3 separate regions of the Homo sapiens genome follow, and all the other regions are linked to region 1. Evidence: read pairs that join two places in POLR2A ChIA-PET (ENCODE). Cell type or tissue: MCF 10A. All regions are shown on one strand. Each heading gives the region's core, and the rest is flanking DNA. Links, peaks and the distances in the headings are about the cores only. Region 1 overlaps PPFIA4 (PPFI scaffold protein A4). Region 2 holds the start of LINC01353 (long intergenic non-protein coding RNA 1353). Region 3 overlaps ADORA1 (adenosine A1 receptor).

Region 1 (6,278 bases), core at 799-5,798:
GTAGGCCCTTCACTGTCCTCATGCTCAGTGGTGGTAGACCAAGCCCAGTCTCTTCCAGCCTGACTCAAGTGGGGTCCCCCTTTCTTCCTCCATCTCCCCTTACCTCGAGCAGGTGCGAGAGCGGCTCCGGGCAGCGCTGGAGCGAGTCACCACCTTGGAGGAGCAGCTGGCAGGTGCCCACCAGCAGGTAATCTGCCTGCTCACCCTCAGTCTGCAGCTCCTGGAAGTCCAGGCTGGTTCACCCCTGTGCCCTACTCTGTTTCTTGTCAGATTTCTCCCTGCCATGGCTGGAAGCTGCTAGGCAAGGCTAGGCTGAGCACCTCTTTCTAGGAGACATTTTTTAACTAAGACAGGGGCTTTGGAAGGGTCTGGAATGTATGGGAGGTTCTCTTCTCTTTGACTCATTGCCCTGGGGCTTGTGCCCTACAGGTGTCTGCCCTGCAGCAGGGGGCAGGGGTGCGGGATGGAGCGGCAGAAGAGGAGGGGACTGTGGAGCTGGGGCCGAAACGCCTGTGGAAGGTAGGTCATGGAGAGCTGTGTAGCAGGGGTCATGTGTTCCCCAAGGTGGGAGGTTGGAGGCCCGGCTCTGCCTTAGTTCAGTAGACTAACTGCTTGAATTAAATTTGAGGCTTTCTCTGATATTCCCCCTTCTCTTTTCTTCTTCTCCCTACCCCATCTGCAATGAAATCTGTAGATTTTTATTTTAGTGCCCAACACATGCTGGGCACATCATACGCTTGTCTGCTTGAATTGTTAGGCACCATCTGCCTCATGTGGCAGCATCAGGCAAGATTCCTTCTCTGTCTGAACCTTTGTTCCCCCAGTCACGCCCCTTTCTGGGTTACAAGAGGCTGGCATAGCAGATAAAACTAGAAACTTGTTTTCAAGAGAGACAAAGGATAGCAAGGTGTTTGGTCATTGTCAGGAGTGACCTCCTGGGGCCCAGAGGGAGGCAGTTGTAGCCAGAGGAGTGCTGTGATGTTGGGGGCAGAGCCTTGACCTGCTCTGGGTGTGCTGTTCCTCCTTCCACCCCTGGGATAGGGGAGTGGGGTGGGTGGGATGCTGCTGTGACTCACAGAGCTACTGTCCCTATCCCTGGAGGAGGATACGGGCCGGGTAGAGGAGCTGCAGGAGCTCCTGGAGAAGCAGAACTTTGAGTTGAGCCAGGCCCGGGAGCGACTGGTCACCCTAACAACAACCGTGACTGAACTCGAGGAGGACCTGGGCACGGCCCGCCGGGACCTCATCAAGTCGGAGGAGCTGAGCAGCAAGCATCAGCGGGACCTCCGGGAGGTGCGTGAGGGCGCAGGCCTGCTCTGTGACCTCATTGTGGAGCGTGTGGAGGGAGAGCCAGGCAAAGGCTCTGGGGCGTGAGACTGAACACCTGCCTCCTTGCCTGGCTCCATTGTTGGGGGGCGGTCATGGAAGGGGTGGGCCAAAGCCAGAAACTGACAGGAGAGTGTAGCTCATGCCCCTTAATGGGTTCCAATCAGCCAGGTGTGGGTGGGGAGGTGTAGACAGGATGGGGGCAAGGAAAGGCTGGTTACCGTCCTTCTTGTCCCCTCTTCTCCCAGGCTCTGGCCCAGAAGGAGGACATGGAAGAGCGGATTACTACACTGGAGAAGCGCTACCTGGCTGCTCAGCGTGAGGCAACATCCATCCATGACCTCAATGACAAGCTGGAGAATGAGCTGGCCAACAAGGAGTCCCTGCACCGCCAGGTACCTCCTCAGGGTGGGGTGGGGATGGGCATTGTACTTAGCCCTGGAGGTGTCCTCGTGAACCTACTGGTGATGGCTGAGGAGCCCCTGGGGTCCTGCAGGTCACCCTTTGAAAGGGGAAGTCAGGCGTCTCGGGCAGCCAACAACCAAGATTGTCCCTTGCTGCTTCTGACCTGTCATCTGCTCTCTGCTGAGGCTGGGGTGGGGGTGGGGGCTTCAGTGCTCCCTTTTGAATCACTTCACCACCCCCACATTGCTAGTGTGAGGAGAAGGCCCGACACCTGCAGGAGCTGCTGGAGGTGGCAGAGCAGAAGCTGCAGCAGACGATGCGCAAGGCAGAGACGCTGCCAGAGGTGGAGGCTGAGCTGGCCCAGAGAATTGCAGCCCTCACCAAGGCAAGTGGGCCAGGGGCCTGGGATCTGCCTCTGTCCCCCATGTTCTGAGCTCTCAGGGAGCCAGGCAGGGAAGGGAGCGCGTGGGAGGCGCACTGGGCCAGGAGCCAGAAAACTGCTTCCCGCCGTGTGATTCCAGGGAGCACACTGCCTTGTGCCTGTCAGTTGGAAGAGTAATCCCTGTCCTCATCACCCTGCAGGGATGTGACAGTCTCATAAGAAGGGGTGTAAAAGTACTTGAAGGAGAAGAAGCTATGTTGATGCAAAGTGTTTTTCTTTTTCTTTTTTTTTTTTTTTAATCCTCTACACCGTCGTGGTGAACACTTTCTTTCACTTGGGGCTGGAGCAGAAAGATTAGGACTTTCATCTCTGGAAAGGTGAAACCTTAGAAGAGAAATGGTATATATATCCCTGAAGGGCAAAGGGGTGAGAGTTAGGTTGAGTACATCTTTGATTGCCAAATTGAAGCTTCTAGATCTAGGGACTGCTCCTGGTTGTTTGAAGGCTGCAGTTTTAGGATGAAGAAAAAAGAATACAATTTTATTTAATGGATACTTTATGAAGTAGTAATTCCTGAGAGGTGTGCTGGCTGAAAACATAATAGGTTCTGGAAGAGCCAGGTAAATGCCTGGATTTAGACATGCAGGGGTTAATCAAAATAATTTAGGAGCGTTTTCAGCTGGTCAGCCTCATATGGGATCTTCGAACCCGTGGCGAGAAGAAAACCGGTGTTTAGGAAGCACCAGGCACAGTGCTCGGAAGGGAGAGGCTGGCCGGCCAGTGTGCAGCTCAGCTGCTTCGAGGACGGAACCTGCAGCCTGGCTGTGTCCCAGCAGACCCAGGACCAAGACTGCTTCTGCCACTGACTGTCTCTGCGACCTGGGAAAAGTCATCCCCTCCCTTAACTGGGCCTCAGTGTCCTTATCACTATGTTGGAGTTAGACGGGATGGTCTCGGAGGTCTTTCCAGCCTCGAGGAATGAAGGATTGGGTTGAAATCACAGCAGAGGATGTTATGTGTGGGCTGCTGAGCAGTCAGCCTTAGTGTCTCCCAAAGCTGACATGAAGGCACGGGCTGAAATGATTAATACAGTCAAGTGAGTCATCGCAGGAGGAGTTTAAGGAAGGATTTCCTGACTATAAGAGATGTGGCTTTCTAGAATATCTTGCCAGCAGAGACAGTAGGGTCTCCATCTCTGGACATCCATGACTGGAAAGGGAGACTACCCCACCTGGGCTGGTTTAACAGCAGAGCCGTAACCATGCGGGGCTAACATTTGTTGAGTGCTTACTATGTTCTCAGTGTTCGCCTTGGATTATTTCATTTAGTCTTTGTGATGGTCCAGTGGGCCTGGGTGCTATTATTACCCACATTTTACAGTTGTGGAAACGAAGGCACATAGAGGTTTGGTAACTTGTCTAAGGTCACACAGGTGGTAAGAGGGAGCCAGGATTTGAACCCAGGCGGTGTGGCATGAGCCCATGCTCTTCAGTGTGGTTCTATCCATCTGGAGGCGTAGAGGTTTATGGTAGCTCATGCTTTCAAGTGGAGCTTTTTCTGGAAGCATGGGGATTATTTACAGTCTCTTGAACTGCTAGCTTCAGGATGTTTTAAGGCTAGGCCTGAGCGAGGAGGAGGCAGGGGAGACCTGGCAGGTATTGAAGTACCTGGGAAGAAAGGCAATGGGGATGGTGGTCCTGCTCCAAGATGATAAGTGGAGGCTGAGCGTCACTGGTACTGGGGGCCATGATCCCCAGGGCCACCCTGGCACCAGGGTGCAGGGGATGCGGGGCCTGAGCAGGAAGAACAGAGATCTGCGGGCTGCACCGACCCATCCCTGCCCCTAGGCTGAAGAACGGCATGGCAACATTGAGGAGCACCTGCGGCAGCTGGAGGGACAGCTGGAGGAGAAGAACCAGGAGCTGGCACGGGTGAGGGCACCAGGCCGGGCCCTCAGGCCCCCTCCTTCCCGCAGGACAGGCTCCCAGGGCGGTCTGTGGAAGGGGCACGGAGGAAGGGCCTGGCCAGGGACACAGCCACAGAGAGTGGGAGGAGGCTGGCAGGTGAAGGGGGAGGTGGTCAGGAGACTGGAGAGAGTGGCTCCCAGAGGATGAGAAGAGGACAGGGGAGGGAGTCAAACCCCAGCAGGAGAGGGTGGTCCTCCCTGGGAGGGCGGCCTGGTGCGAGGCAGACGGCTGTGCAGGTGCGCCAGCGGGAAAAGATGAATGAGGACCACAACAAGCGGCTGTCGGACACAGTGGACCGGCTGCTCAGCGAGTCCAACGAGCGTCTGCAGCTCCACCTGAAGGAGCGCATGGCTGCCCTGGAGGAGAAGGTGCCCAGAGGGGCGGGGTTGGGATGCGAGAGGTTAGTGCTGGGTGTGGGGCGGGGGGAGGCGGGACTGTGATGGGCGCAGGCGGGGTCTCAATGGGGTGGGTGGCCAGCCTGGAGAGGTGGGGCTGAGACTGCACACCCAGAGGCTCAGGTCTGGAATGGGAGAGGAAGGCAGGGGCCTGGCTCACAGCTGCTCTCCCCCAGAACACGTTGATCCAGGAGTTGGAGAGCTCCCAGCGGCAGATTGAGGAGCAGCACCACCACAAGGTACCCGGCTGCGGCCAGCCCCGCCCAGCCTGGGAGGGCCGGGTTGCAGGGAGGAAAGGACACCCTGCTTTTAACGCTGCTGCTCTGATACCTGGCAGTGTTAGTGCATATGTTAGTGCACTACATACATTATTCCGTGATTTCTCACTAGAGCCCATCATGGTAGGTGCATTACTGCCCACAGGGAAAGAAGAAACTGAGGCCAGAAGCATAGGGCAGAGGTGGACAGCAGAGAGGCAGGGCCCAGTGAGGGGCTCCACCCCAGGATTTGGAGGGAGCTTCAAACCCTGGTGCAGCCAGAGCCTGGTGATTCTGGGAGGATTTGCCTCCGTCCTGGCCTCGGCAATGTCTGTGAGGTCTGAGGGGGTGCTGGGGCCCTCTGCTGCCCAGCCTCATCTGCTGTGCATCTGTGCAGTAGTGAGGGGTCGGCAGGCCTAGGCTAGCAGAGCCCTCCCCAGACAGACCCCCTCCTGGCCCTGCCCCTGCCCATCCTTCCACTCACTCTCTGGTTGGACCTCTTCTCTTTTGGTGTCATCTGTGGGCCTGGCCTGGGGCCCCTGGCTTTGGACTTTGCAGTACATTCTTCAGCTTCTCCCCAACTCTGCTGTCCTCTTTGTCCCTCTCTGACTCCCACCCTCCCTCTCTGCCCCTCCCTGGCCCCCACTCCCGCCCCCACCCCGGGTCTGCTGGCACAGGGCCGCCTGTCTGAAGAGATTGAGAAGCTGCGCCAAGAGGTGGACCAGCTGAAGGGCCGAGGGGGGCCGTTTGTGGATGGCGTCCACTCCAGGTACTGCAGCGCCAGAGGCTGGGCATGCCAGGACGGGGTCCTGATGGACCGTGAGGAAGGAGACTTCCTTCCAACAAAAGACTGCCCAGGACCTCAGGGTCCTCCTCCTGTTCAGGGTGGGACACTGAGGCTCAGATAACTTGGTCAGAGTCACCCAGCTTACTTGGGCAGTTTGGGAGGGAACACCTGTCCTCCGAGGGCTGCTGAGAGGCGAGTCATCAGACAGCCAGTGCTCTGTCCCCGCTGTGGTAGGACATAGGCCATGATTTCTGCTTCCTTGACAGAGGGCACACCCCTGAGAGAGGCCTGCACATCCCTTGCTTAGCCATGTCCTACAGGGCCCACTGGTAGGGAGAGCCATTCACTCCAGTTCTCTTGAGAGTCAAGGACCACCTGAGTTCAGGCAGCGGGCAGAAAGGCAGCAGGAGAGATTGGAATGAAGCATCAGAAACTTCCTTACTGGAAGTTGAGACGCCATGGCAATCCTATGGACTTGGCATCCCTTTTCTTGAAACCATTGTGAGAGATGGAGCTTATCTCCTAATGCTTGAATTAGGCCCATGTTTAGGGAACCTCGGGATTTCCCCCACATTTTGTGGAGCGATGGGTATTGAATTCAGACCTCGAGCCTGTCCTCAGTACCCAGGCCAGAGAGGTGGGGTGAAGACAGGGGAGACTGAAATGGATGGTGCCACTCAAGGTTCATGGCTCTTGGCTGTTTTCTCTCCAAACCAAAGTCTCTTAGATCAGAACCCTTGCCGTTCCCTTTGGTCATGT
Region 2 (6,278 bases), core at 385-5,384, 240 kb after region 1:
GCTGGGATCTTTTCCCTGTTCTTCTCCCTCCCACAGCTTCCAGAGACCCTGGTCTCATTGTCTGTTCTCTTGCCTGCCTTCCTCTGCTAGACTGGAAGCACTCTGAAAACAGATATCTCAGCACCATTGATTTTCCAGTATCGGGTCAATGTCGGGTGTATACCAGCTGCTTGGAGAATGTTGAATTTAACTAAACTGATAAAATCCTTTAAAAAGATGTATATAAGACCAGTAAGTGGAAGGCAAATGACACAAGATGGAAGGAATTAGGGTAATTTGGCACAGAGAAGGTCATCCCGGCTGTCCAAGCTCACGGCTATCTTAGGTACGGTTAGTCCGACATCCTCACTTTATAATGAAGAAGTCTGAGACCCAGAGAGTCGGTGGCTGAGCCAGAGAGTTCACCAGGCTCCTGACTTCTGGCATCATGCCGGAGAGCTGGGGCTGGGACTGACGGGCTCTGTCCCTCTCCCCCGTGAGCAGGGCAGGATGATCCTCCCAGGCCAAGTGTATGGAGAGGGTCTGTGTCTTACTCCCAATTCCTCAGAATCAGTGCAGGGTGACCCTAAACCCAGAAAGCTCTTGTGACTTTGAGGCCAGCACCACTGTCCTCAGGGCACCTGGAATTTCTTGTTAGCAGGCTGGATGTGCACTTGACTCTGCAAATTTTGGCTCTAGCAATAAGGCCACGTACTTCCTTGATTCTGGGAGGTCAAGCATTAAGTGGGAGTGTTTTTGAAGAGGGAAGAGGATGAGCCACGTCTAACATGGCCAGCCCTTTCCCTGCAGTGCCTGCTCCAAATAACAAACTGATTCAACCTGTCATTAAGTCATCCTGTTATTATGGACTCTGAACTGGTCCTCCATGGAACCACCTTGCAGCTTCCTCAGTGGAATGGCCTGGGGCAAAGATGGATAGGATCCTTCTCAGTAGGACAGGAAGTGGGAGACCCGTCCCAAGGTCCCAGTTGCCTTCTCTGATAAGATCTTTATAGCCTATTCTGTGGGATCATCATGAAGATTAAATAACACAATAAATGTGAAAGTTCTGGGATATAATATAGTTATAATAAATATATGGCAGGATAGGGACTGAATGAGTCAAGTCAGGGACACCTTGGCCAGGTGGGTTTCTTAGTTTGAAAAGGTTCTCAGACCTTCCACTTCCTAATACTCCCAAATGGCTCTCATCACCCCATTGCTGTTGATGAATGTCTCCTGTGGCTTTTAGTCCACAGGAAGGAACTGAGCATTCTCCTCTTGCTGAACCTGGAGCTCAGAGGCCAGGAGAAACATAATATATTATATATAATGTCATATATATTATATATTGATCATGCCTATTACCCCAGCACTTTGGGAGGCTGAGGTGAGTGGATGGCTTGAGCCCAGGAGTTTGAGACTAGCATGGGCAACAAGGTGAGACCCCTTCTCTTAAAAAAAAAAAGAAAAAAGAAAAAAAAAGAAAAAGAAAGAAACAAAGGTGTCGGAATCAGGGAGAGAATTTCTTTTCATAATGGTAGAGAAATTAAACTAGGAAGCCTCTTAAGTAAAGTTCTTTCTTATAATAACAATACTGAGCCCTAAGTGTTTTGCACATAGTAACTCATTAATCAAAAACAATCCAATGTGATAGATATCATTGTAATTTCTACTTTATGGATGAGGCAACTGAAGCACAGCGAATATTAGGTAACTGTTAAAGATAAGATTTGAACCCAAGCGGTCTGGCACAGCAGCCGGAACCTCCGACCACCCATCACACAGTTCCGCCTCTATTAGAAGAAGACCACTCTGGTGAGCTTCCTGGGGGAGGAGAAACTCTTGTTACAATAATCAATAATCAATCAAATTTCCAAGGAGATTTCTCTGGACCTTTGGAGGGAGATTCAAAAGCCCTTCTCCATCCCACTTCTAGGTCTGCTTGCTAAGTCAGGAATAAAGCTACCCTGGATCTTCTGGAACTTTCTGTTCTCTGAGGCAGGAGGGCATTTCTTTGGCCAGGACCTCCCAGCTCAGAGGCTCATTGGCCCCAGAAACATGGGTGGCCCACTGGAGGTGGGCTGTGCCAGTTGGCTTTCAGACGGGAAGCTGCTGGGCACGCTTGTTCTCCACCACACCTCTGCAAGGTGAACCTGGGACTGGGAGGGACAGCCTGCTGAGGACTGAGAGCGTGGGACACTTATGACTGTCACACTCCTTCTCTGCAAATCTTCCTCTAAAAGGCTTCCCAGGGCTTGGCTCTGCTTGGTTCTCTGAGCTCCTCCTGCAGGCAGCTGCCTTTCAGTTCACTATTGTATCCCAGTGAATCCAAAATTAGCTTGATTCACAACAGAAAATGAGCACAAAACCCCTCTATAGCCAGAGAGTGATTGTCTACAAAGTCCTATGTGGTAGAAATAAGGCTTTGCCCCAAGGAGCCATCTGGCTGTGTGCCCTCTCCCACACGCACACTTCCATTTGGCACACTTATTGTTATCCTGTGCTGTGAGGGAACAGAGGTACTGGCCACGGATCCATTGCAGAGGAGCCAGCTTATACTCCCACGGTGCTAGGAAGGAGGCGGGACAGGTAAGACAAGCACACAAACCATGGAAAAAACTGGAGGAAACTTTCCACACCTCTTAAGCAACTGGTGCATTTCCCTGTGGTGTAGGTTGAGTAAGTAAGCCCGAGGAGAGAGGATGGGGTGGACTCAGATGCCCAGGGAGGCAAGTCTTGGTTTGGGGTTTTCAGGAAGGCAGGGCCACTTGTAGAGATTGCAGCTGGTGGTGAACTGGGGTCTGTGGAGGTGGCAGGCAGAAATAGCAACTCGTGTGTCCATGGTGGCACCGTTTTCAATGCGCCTTCATAACCATATCTCGTTTGATCCTGACAGTCCCTCTATAAGCAGTTTGCCACTGTCATTTTTCAGATGAAAACATCGAGGCTTAGAGGGGTTTCTGAGTAGCTGAGAAGTCAGGACTTCACACTCCCGATCTTTCCCCTGGCCTCCAGTTTGCCTGGCAAAGTCACAGGAAGTATCTCCATGGCACCGCATCAGCCCTCACAGAGCAGGAAACCTTGATTTCTACAGAGGCTGTTTCCTCCCAGCCTTGTGCAAGGCCCACTGCAGAGACAAAATTATGGTGGCCAAAGTGTGAATGCCAAGGCCACACTGGTAAGAGCCAGTGGCTGGGCAGCTGCAGTCACCCCACCGAAGGTAGACGGGTGTGGCTCAGTGGCAGGCAGAGGCTGGTCCCCACAGGGAGGAGGAGGGAGCCTGTGGGCGGCCCAGGGGCTGCCCCTCTGTCCCCAGGGGAGTGGGTGGAGGCCTGAGGGGGACTGTGCTGAGATGTTTGGTCATCAGAGGTCTGGGTGGGGGGTTGGGGAGGTAAAGCAAGAGTCTCTTATTTTTAAACCAATCAATGAGAGGACAGCTGTTCTTTGTTTCCATGAGCTCAGCAGAAGAGGAAATGGTTTGCCTGTGCGGTGGGGGAGGAGGAGAGGGTAGGGTTTTAGGTTAGTGCCCTGGCTGTGATGAAGTGGAACTTGTTACCCAAGGACTTCCCTTTTAGGCAGAATGTCTGCTTTCCTACCAGGAAGAGTGGCTTGGCCCTCTGCTGAGGCTCTCAGAGGTTCTCCCAGCCTTGGGATCGCTGAGTAAAACCAGTCAGCACCATGTCACCCTATGGAGACTGGTATTACCTTGCGCCTGTGTGTGGTGACAGCGGGCATCCTTTGGCCTGCATAGCAAAGGGCCACTCCCCTCCTTTCCTCCTGTCTCCCTTCTTCCCCAACCCCTCTCTCTTGGAGGACAGAGTCTGCTCCCCTAAATTCTACTGGGTTCTTTTTCAGGCCTCCATCCCTGGGATTTGCTGGTAGAAGAAAGGGAATCAGCGCTGACTGAGCTCCTACTATGTGCCCTTCCTGGGCCTGGCACTGGAATCACAGGATGAATGAATAAGGCATATTTCCTGCCCTGAGGAGGCGTCTATAGGGGAAGTCGGAATTAAGGCACCTCCAGAATTCTGAGGTCAAGGGAATGTCAACAGAGCTGTGAACAAAATGCCCAAAGCCATGAAAATCTACAGAGAGAGACTCGAAGGGGAGGAATGGGGTAGGAGCTGGTGCCGAGGATGAGAGGGGAGAATTCACCTGGTGGAGAACTGATAGGTGGGGGCTGTTTTCAAAGTATTTTCACAAACGTTTATTCTCTTGACTCTCACAATAAACGAAGCCAGCCAGAAAGTATTCTCCCCATTTCAGTGATAAGGAAATGGAGGCTCAGAAGGGTGGAATGGCCCAGGGCAGGGCAAAGCTGGGGTGGAAGCATCGGTCTTGTGCTTCCACACTCATTGCACTTTCTTCCAGGCCAGGCTGAGGTCGGGATGGTGGAGGAGGTGGTGGAGGTGATGAGGTACCAGAGCAACCTCGAAGAAAGCTGAGAGGCAGGAGACCGCCAAAGGCAAACTTGGAACACCTGGTGACTCCGACTAACTCTCCATGTGGTGTCCTTGAGGACTTTTATGATACTGCTACCACTGCTAATAGTAATAAAAGCCACTATTTAATGTGTTTACTATGCGCTGGGTGTGCAAATATTGTGGAAAGAGTGAACATATGTGCAGAATGCTTAATAAACGTGATCTCCTTTTATCTTCAAAAGAACAATACAGGCCAGGTGCGGTGGCTCATGCCTATAATTCCAGCACTTTGGGAGGCCGAGGCAGATGGATTGCTTGAGCTCAAGAAGTTTCAGACCAGCCTGGGCAACATGGCAAAACCCCATCTCTACAAAAAAATACCCAAAAAATTAGCCAGGTGTGATGTTGCCTGCCTGTGGTCCCAGCTACTCCAGAGGTTGAGGTGGGAGAATCGCGTGAGCCCAGAAGGTCAAGGCTGCAGTGAGCTGTGATCCTGCCACTGCACTCCAGCCTGGGGTGACAGAGTGAGACCCTGCCTAAAAAAAAAAGAATCAATACGATTAATACTTTTACTTCTATTTTTCAGACAAGGAAATTGAGGCTCAGAGAGGTTAGGAACTTGCCAGAAGACCTACCAGCAAGTGGCAGAGCTAAGGTCCCATCTGACCCCAAAGCCCACCCATAACCGCTATGCAGTACTGTCCAGGCAGAAACACAAACATTACCCCATTGTTTTTATTCTTCAACACCTTTGGTATCATCCAGTCCCAGGACACTGGCTCCTGAGGAAGGAAGGCCCCTCCCACATCCTTTAAAATTCCCAGGCATAAAACCATGTTCACCAGCCACCGTGAGGGTAAGCCTCAGAGACAGGGACCGTGCCCACAGCCAAAGCAAACTTGCCACATCCTCGGCCAATGCCCTGCCAAGGAGGGCCACTAGCTATTTTTCATGCCTCAAACTCCCACTCTATCACAGCACCCAGAGCTTGGGGATGGGGTGAGTTGTCCCCCCAGACAACTCTCTACCGTGGAGAGACTGGGCCAGGGGAAGTAGAGAGAGGAAGTAGACCTTAGATAGAGGAGCGAATGTGGGTGGCTAAGCACTGTGGGTGTGAAGGGATGGTTGGGAGGCCCTGGGGACTTTCCCCGGAGGCTGAGCTACCCAATTTACTCCCCAACCCACCACAGGCAGGCACGCACACCCATAATTTCAGGCGAGACGAGGCAGGCCTCTGAGAACAGCACTCCAACAGGCTTTATCTGAGTGCTCAGCTGGACTCAGAAATCAGAGCGCCTCCCCCAACCTGCCCCAGGACAGTGAAGGCTCCATGATGAGCCCTGAGTTCTCATCGCAGTTTCTCTTCCTTTTCTGTTTTTTTCTTGGCCTCTGCCTGGCAGGAGGCCTCTGGAAACCCTCGTTTTTCAGGCTGCTTCTCCGTCAGCCCCTAGGCCAGACCTTTTTATTTGACTGGTCTGGGGAAGACATGGGGAGGCCACTTGGCTAATGAGAAGCCAGTCGCCTTACAGCAGTGCCTCTTCTGAGACTTTCTGGGATTCTCTGGAAACACAGATGCCAGTTTTTCTTTTTATTTGCTTGTTTCAGGACAGAAGAGATTGAGTTTCAATAGGAGATGTGATTGTCTTTAAACACCTATGGGAAAATCCCTGGGCTCTGCAGTAAAAATACACACCATGGCTGTCCATGTCATATGCGTCCTTGACACCACCAGGCAAAATGCACAGGCTGTGAAACACATTTGGACGCCCAAAGAGCAGGTCCTCCAGAGCACAAACACCTGCACCCACCCCAGGACAGAAGTGCTCAGGCAGGTGTCACCAGCGCAGCCCCTGGCCCCCGACTTTCCCCACT
Region 3 (6,278 bases), core at 522-5,521, 110 kb after region 1:
AACCTGTTTTGTATCTCTTCAAGGGTCGATTGTGTATTCCAGTAGAATCAGGGGTGTGCTCCTGGTGGAGATAGCAATGGGCACCTGGTGCTACTGTTCATTGAGTGCCCAGATAAGTTACTGCGCCAGCCTCATCCTCACAGGGGGCCTGCCAAGCCAACCTTCTCCTCCCATTGTGCCCAGGACAAAACCAAGGCTCAAGGAATTGTTACTTGCTCCAGGCCACAAGCTGTTAATGGTGGAGTCACAGTTTGAACTCGGATCTTACCCCACAGCACACTTCATGCATGCATGCATTCATTCATTCATTCATTCATTCATTCATTCTTATACTCAATAAATATTTATTTCTCTTTACATTCCATCTTGCCCCCCATCTTCCTCTCCATGGGGCACAGAGCTACAGCATGGAATCCTTTCAGAAGGGACTCCCTTCCGGGGATGTATGGGTGCCCCTCACCACTGCCCCTGGGCTCCTCCTCCCCACAAGGAGTTCCGTGTTCAGTGCCCCTCCCTCCTTTCTGCTAGCGCTGAGCTCAGCTCTCTATAGAAGATGATTTGACACATTCCAGAAGAAGGGAACCGTGACCTGCTAGAGCCCAGAAAAGATCTCATTCAATCCCTCATCATCCAGACAAGGACACAGAGGCCCCAAAAGGGAAAGGGTCTCCCCGAAGGCCAGCTCACTCCTGGCACAGCCTGGACCAGAATGGGGGTCTCCCATTTCCCACCACAATGAGGTATTCCAAGGGAGGACTGCCCTTCTTTGGGGGTCCAGCATGGGCCCCCTCTGCTCTCCTGAGCCTGCAGAATTCTGCTGCTTCCTGGCTCCCTCCTGCCTGGGCCCTCCCCATGTGCCAGCTGGGCTGGCGGATTCTCTGCTGTTCTCCTAAGAGGCCACAGTCTGCAAAGACCAGAGAGGCCTATGGGAAGCCGCATAAAGCCATCAGCTCCCTTCCCACCATGGCGGACCTTTCCACTTCACTGGAAAAGGAATTTTGCCCCTTTTAGCACCCTGGCCATCCCAGTGAGGCCTCCCTGCAGCAGCTACTCACAGGTCATTAAGTCTGAATGCAGATGGGATGGTTTTTTCCTGTCCCACGGGATGAGTCAGAAACAGTCACCCATAGCAGGTGGGGCTAATTGGCCTTGCTCCTTTTGCCATCCCGGTCTTCCTTGGAGAGATGGAGAGAATCAAATCTCAGTGCAGAAAGAGCTGAGAATGCCAAGGTCTGGGTCCAGTTTTCCTGCATTTACTGTCCAGGTCAGACACCCTCCTCCTTGAGGACCACCGCCTCACGGGGATGTGGGTGCTGTGCTTGACTTTGGGAGGGGAGGAGGTGGCTGTATTGTGAAATCGCCCAGGGCATTGTCTCAAAGTGTGATACCTTGGCCTTCTGGCTGTGGAAAAACATTCCATAGGATATGCCCTGGACTGGGAGAAAGGGATGAGGTTCAGAGGCAAATATACTTTGAAAACATGCCTCCTCCAAATCTGAAAGCCTCCCACTTTGCACCCCACCCTCTGAAGCCCCCTCCGGATCAGAACCACTGAGCAAATCCAAACTTCTGTTTGTTGGGATGAGAACGCCCACCCAGAGAGAGAGAGAAAAGAGCTCTCTGCAGGCACACAGGTCTGGGGGGAGCTTGTGCTGTCAGTCATGCATGAAACCTTTGAGTGGGGGAGCTGGCAGGGAGCTCTGCCCTGTGCTTTGCAGCACATGCCGCTCTCATCACACTGGGGATCCCTTTGCTCAGGTGCTGGGCCTCTCCTGTGGACTGAGAGTTCCTTCATGGTGGGATCTATGTTTATTCTGCTCACGTCCAGCGCTCAGAAAGGGGCCTTGAATCCGAAGGACAGACAGTTGGGGAGGTTGCCAGAATAGAGGGTGTTACTGAGTCACACACAGGAACCTCATTATTTTCCCCACCAGGCTGTGGAGTTATTTGTCCTCAGCAAGTGACCAGGAGTGATTTCCAAGGCCCATTACACTAATGACCTAATCAATTTATCCAGCTCTTTTCTTTCAAGACACAGAGTGTCTGCCCTCCTCCCTGTAGCCCTGCAGACTGGCCCTGGGGTGTCAGCCCGAGTCTCCTTTTGGGGATTGGTGGGCACTGATGTTTTAGATGGTGAGTGATGCCACAGAGCCCCTCACAGCGGGATTCAAGGCAGGATTCTTAGGCCTGACATCCTGCCCCCTCCCCAGGGCCCCTGAAGCAGACTCCCCTGGGCAATGTTACTGTTAAATATTTGGCCCCTGGAGTGTGCCCAGCACCTTTGATTATATCTGGTTTCCTGTTCTCCTTGGGGAGGAAGAATTTCTCCACAGGAAGTAGTTTAATAGTCTGAAAGCCTTACTTTCCTGCTCTTGAGATCCAAGTTTCCAGTTACAAGTGGCTGAGATCCTTGATAAGAGAGGAGGCGGGAAGGAGGGGACCAGAGCTATGAACTGTCACTCCCTCCCAGCCAAGAGTGAGGGAACGGAAGAGGGAAGATTCAATCCCTGACTATCCAAACCGCAGGATGGTGGAAAGACGTGGACCTCTGCCACCCCCCGGCCCTCCACCTCCCTGCTCCCATGTCCAGTGCTTCCATGAGGAGCAGGTGATGAGAAACAGGGACGGCCAGGCCTGAGGACCCTGCTCTGGTCTCAGCAGTTGACAGGACACTGTGTCATCCTGCCCTCAGGCAAGCCATGCTTAGCATTTTCCAAACCCACATGTGGGTTCTCTTGCCTCTGAGTGAAGGCGTTTGTAAGAGTTGGGTGGCTCACTCGTACCTATACCTCTGGCAGGGGGTTCTTAGGGATGACTGAGCTCAGTTCTTCCTGATGCAGCTTTACTCTTGAACTGTCTGAGTCTAACCAGGAACACAAAAATCATTTTAGGTGTTTACAGCCGAGGGCCTTATACCAGGAATTGGTGATGAAGCAGCCGAGACACAAACAGGGAGAGTGAAGTAACCCAGAGATGAGTAACAACAGGAAGCTACCCCAAGGCAGAAGGACAAAGTGAGGAGGCGGTGATCCCGGAGCCCAGGGGCTGCAGTTGGCTGGTAGAAGCCGCACCCATGGTGGGCTTGTCTGGTGTGTGTTGGAGCCATGGAGGAGTCATAACCACTGCCTAGTACACAGCTGGGACAGGGAGGTAGACAGCTCCCCACCACCGCCCCATCCCCACTGCTCCAGCACTGCAGTATTTCCCATGGACCTGGATAGCCCCAGGGCTTGGGAAATGCAGCCTGCCGGGGTCAGCCCCATGGTGATACAAAACAGGGCAGGGCCAGGAGAGAAAGCCAAGGACAGACAGCTTCAGAACCAGCACACTCCAGTCTCATCCCTGCAGTGGTGGCTGGCTTCTTTGCACCTTTCTCAGTTTGGCTGTTCTGCATTCACCAAAGAGAATTATGTAGGACGTCTATGCCCACCCCCTCTTCCTTCTTTTTTCTCTGTCAGATGTGTCTTCGCTGGTTGGTCCCATGGTGTGTTCACCATCTGATGGCATCTGGGCTCTTCCTATTTATTATTATTATTATTATTATTATTATTATTATTATTATTGTTATTTTGAGACGGAGTCTCGCTCTGTCACCCAGGCTGGAGTTCAGTGGCATGGCTCACTGCAACCTCCACCTCCCAGGTTCAAGCGATTCTCCTGCCTCAGCCTCCTGAGTAGCTGGGACTATAGGTACCCGCCATCACACCCAGCCAGTTTTTGTATTTTTAGTAGAGATGGGGTTTCACCATGTTGGCCAGGGTGGTCTCGAACTCCTGACCTCAAGTGATCCACCTGCCTTGGTCTCCCAAAGTGCTGGGATTACAGGCATGAGCCACCGTGCCCAGACAGCTCTTCCTTTTCTAAAGTGGCTTATCGTTTATGTTCTCTGAGTCAACCTAACTATCAGTCCCCAATGGCATCCAGAAGGAGTGCCCTCTAAGGGTGTAGACAAGGAGAGGCCACCCCTCTGTGCACAGTCGGGTCTCCAACTAGAAGTGATCTCATCCCTGAAAAGGACGATTCATGAGGCAAAGGACCAATGAGGAACTTGGGCATTCTCATGACGACTGCTGGGAATTAGCATGAGATGAAGGCTTGCTTTTCTGGGATGCAGGCTAAGAGACTCTGGGGAGGTGAGTTCTGGCCAGGGAAGCCTCTGCTGGTCTCACAGTGTGCAGGGCAATGCTGGGACTCCAAGCCACTATGGACATGTTGGTGGCTGGCTGGTGGCCTGGTGGCAGTTTCTCATACATTTCATAAGAGGCCCTTGTCATAGCGGCCTTATGTCGCAGGACCTAGGTAGGGGACCAGGAGTTGTCTGATTCAGCAGTGGATCCCCTACAGCTCCCAGCACAGCAGGGAATAAACCAGGGAATGATTTTCCTCATCCAGGGCATTGTAATTGCCTTCAGGGCTAGGGTCATGCCTTTCTAATCTGACTGTCTCTAATTGAGCACCTACCATTTAATCCTTATCTCTTGTTCCCTGAGATGTACTCACGTTGCAGGTCCTTGAGCAATCATTTCTGAATAAGTGGATGTATGGTTTCATTAATCCATTTTTACATGTATTTATTCATTCATTCAACAAATAGTTATTGAGCACTGATATAGGTACTGGGGATGCAGTGGTTAACATGCCAAAGGTTCTGTCCTACTGGGGCTTACATTCTACTGGAGCACTGGAGAGAAACTAATAATAAATGTATAGATAGATAGATAGTTAGATAGGGGGGAAGAGAGGGTGTGAGAGAGAGGGAGGAGGGAGAGAGTCAGGAAATGCTATCAGGAAAATTAAATATGGCAAGAGGAGACAGTGATAGAGACTATTTTTCAGGAGAGTCAGGAATCTTCCCTTAGGACCTGACATCTGAGTGGAGACCTGAATGAACGGAGAATGAACCTTCCCAGACATTTCAGGAAATGAACAGGAAGTGCAAAGCCCCTGAGGTAGGAGAGTGCCCCAGGTATGTAAACAAAGGAGTGTCCACTAGCATGGTGATAGTAGAGTGGAGTTCAGGGAGAGTGAAGTGGAGTTTAAGGTAAGGGGATGGGCCCTTCAGGGAAAGAAGGGTCAAGGAGACTGGGGGAATGACAGTGCCCTCTGCTCAGTGGTCAGGATAAAAACCAGACAGAGTCATCTTGTTGACTCTTTCTCTCACCTGGACATCTGTCTTACTTCATTTTCTGCTGCTATAATAGAATAGCACAGACTAGGTAATTCATAATGAACAGAAATTTATTTGGCTCACAGTTCTGGAGGCTGGGAAGTCTAAGATTAGAGGGCCATGTCTGATAAGGACCTTGTTGCTGCCTCATACCATGTGGAAGGCATCACACAGACAGGAGCTGAACTCATCCTTCAGAAGGACCCCACTTCTGTGGTAACAAAACTAATCCTGCAGTATTGGCATTAATCTATTCATATGGGCAGAGCCTCATGACCTAATTACCTCTTAAAGGTCCCACCTCTCTACACTGTTGCAATGGGGATTGTTTCCAATATATGAGCTTTGAGGGACACATTCAAACCATGGCATTCTGCCCTGGCCTTCAAAATTCATGTCCTTCTCGCATGCAAAATACATTTATTCCATCCCAGTAGGCCCCAAAGTCTTAACTAGTTCCAGCATCAACTCAAAAGTCCTAAGTCCAGAGTCTCATCTAAATCAGATATGGGTGAGGCTAAAGGCAGGATTCATCCTAAGGCAAATTTCCTTCTGGTTGTGAGCCTATGAAATCAAAACAAGTTACATGCTTCCAAAATACAATGGTGGGACAGGAATAGGATAGGTTCCCCATTCCAAAGGGGAGAAACAGGCAAGAAGAAAGCAGTAACAGGATCCAAGTAAGTCCAAACCCCAACAAGCCAGACAACATTAAATCTTAAGATTCTAGAATAGCCTTTTACTCCATGTACCACCTCCTGGACATATTGGCTCTACTGGGCTCAGCCCATGAAGCAGCTCTCGTGGATTGGAGTCTCATGCCTGCAGCTCTCCCATACTGGAGTTGCATGCTGGTGGTCCTACAGTGCTGGTGTCTGGGCAGTGGCCTCACTCCCATGGCTCCAGGAGGCATTGCCCTGGTGAGGGATCTCTGTGGTGGCTCTGTCCCTGTGACAAGTTTCTGCCTGGGCTTCCAGGCTGTCCATGATATCCTTTGAAATCTAATTGGAGGCTGGCATGACCCCATGGCTTCCACACTCTGTGCACCTGCAGAATCAGCACCATGTGGACACTGCCAAGACCTACCTACCACTTGTGCTCTCTGGAGCAG

What was found. ChIA-PET counts read pairs that join two places held together with the same protein. Peaks named below come from ENCODE experiments on the same cell type or tissue, not always from the same donor. Only the 100,000 strongest peaks of a DNase experiment are listed, where the experiment ranks them.
Region 2: POLR2A ChIA-PET joins it to region 1 with 6 read pairs; 2 of 35 experiments call an interaction of 5 or more read pairs at or near these places.
Region 3: POLR2A ChIA-PET joins it to region 1 with 5 read pairs; 1 of 35 experiments calls an interaction of 5 or more read pairs at or near these places.

Annotation. Positions count from the first base shown.
Region 1 is chr1:203,044,267-203,050,544 of GRCh38, forward strand. PPFIA4 (PPFI scaffold protein A4) reads left to right here. Exons shown (of 30, transcript NM_001304331.2): 5 at 113-187; 6 at 430-519; 7 at 1,102-1,293; 8 at 1,575-1,721; 9 at 1,982-2,116; 10 at 3,961-4,044; 11 at 4,317-4,448; 12 at 4,652-4,714; 13 at 5,410-5,501. Among named protein-coding and RNA genes, the nearest start is that of PPFIA4, 21 kb to the left of the region's middle. RefSeq lists silencers at 275-569, 1,978-2,180 and enhancers at 549-1,187, 1,188-1,825, 3,697-4,594. In MCF 10A, for the core only: a CTCF peak has its summit at 3,971; DNase peaks (open chromatin) are centred at 2,225 and 3,185.
Region 2 is chr1:203,284,152-203,290,429 of GRCh38, forward strand. It overlaps LINC01353 (long intergenic non-protein coding RNA 1353), which reads left to right and starts at 3,001. Exons shown (of 3, transcript NR_117097.1): 1 at 3,001-3,160; 2 at 3,838-4,155; 3 at 4,354-4,647. RefSeq lists enhancers at 2,807-4,006, 5,394-5,953 and a silencer at 6,164-6,278. In MCF 10A, for the core only: no CTCF peak of the experiment used is centred there; no DNase peak of the experiment used is centred there.
Region 3 is chr1:203,151,495-203,157,772 of GRCh38, forward strand. The region is part of intron 3 of ADORA1 (adenosine A1 receptor); the gene reads left to right. Among named protein-coding and RNA genes, the nearest start is that of MYBPH, 21 kb to the right of the region's middle. In MCF 10A, for the core only: no CTCF peak of the experiment used is centred there; DNase peaks (open chromatin) are centred at 1,127 and 2,997.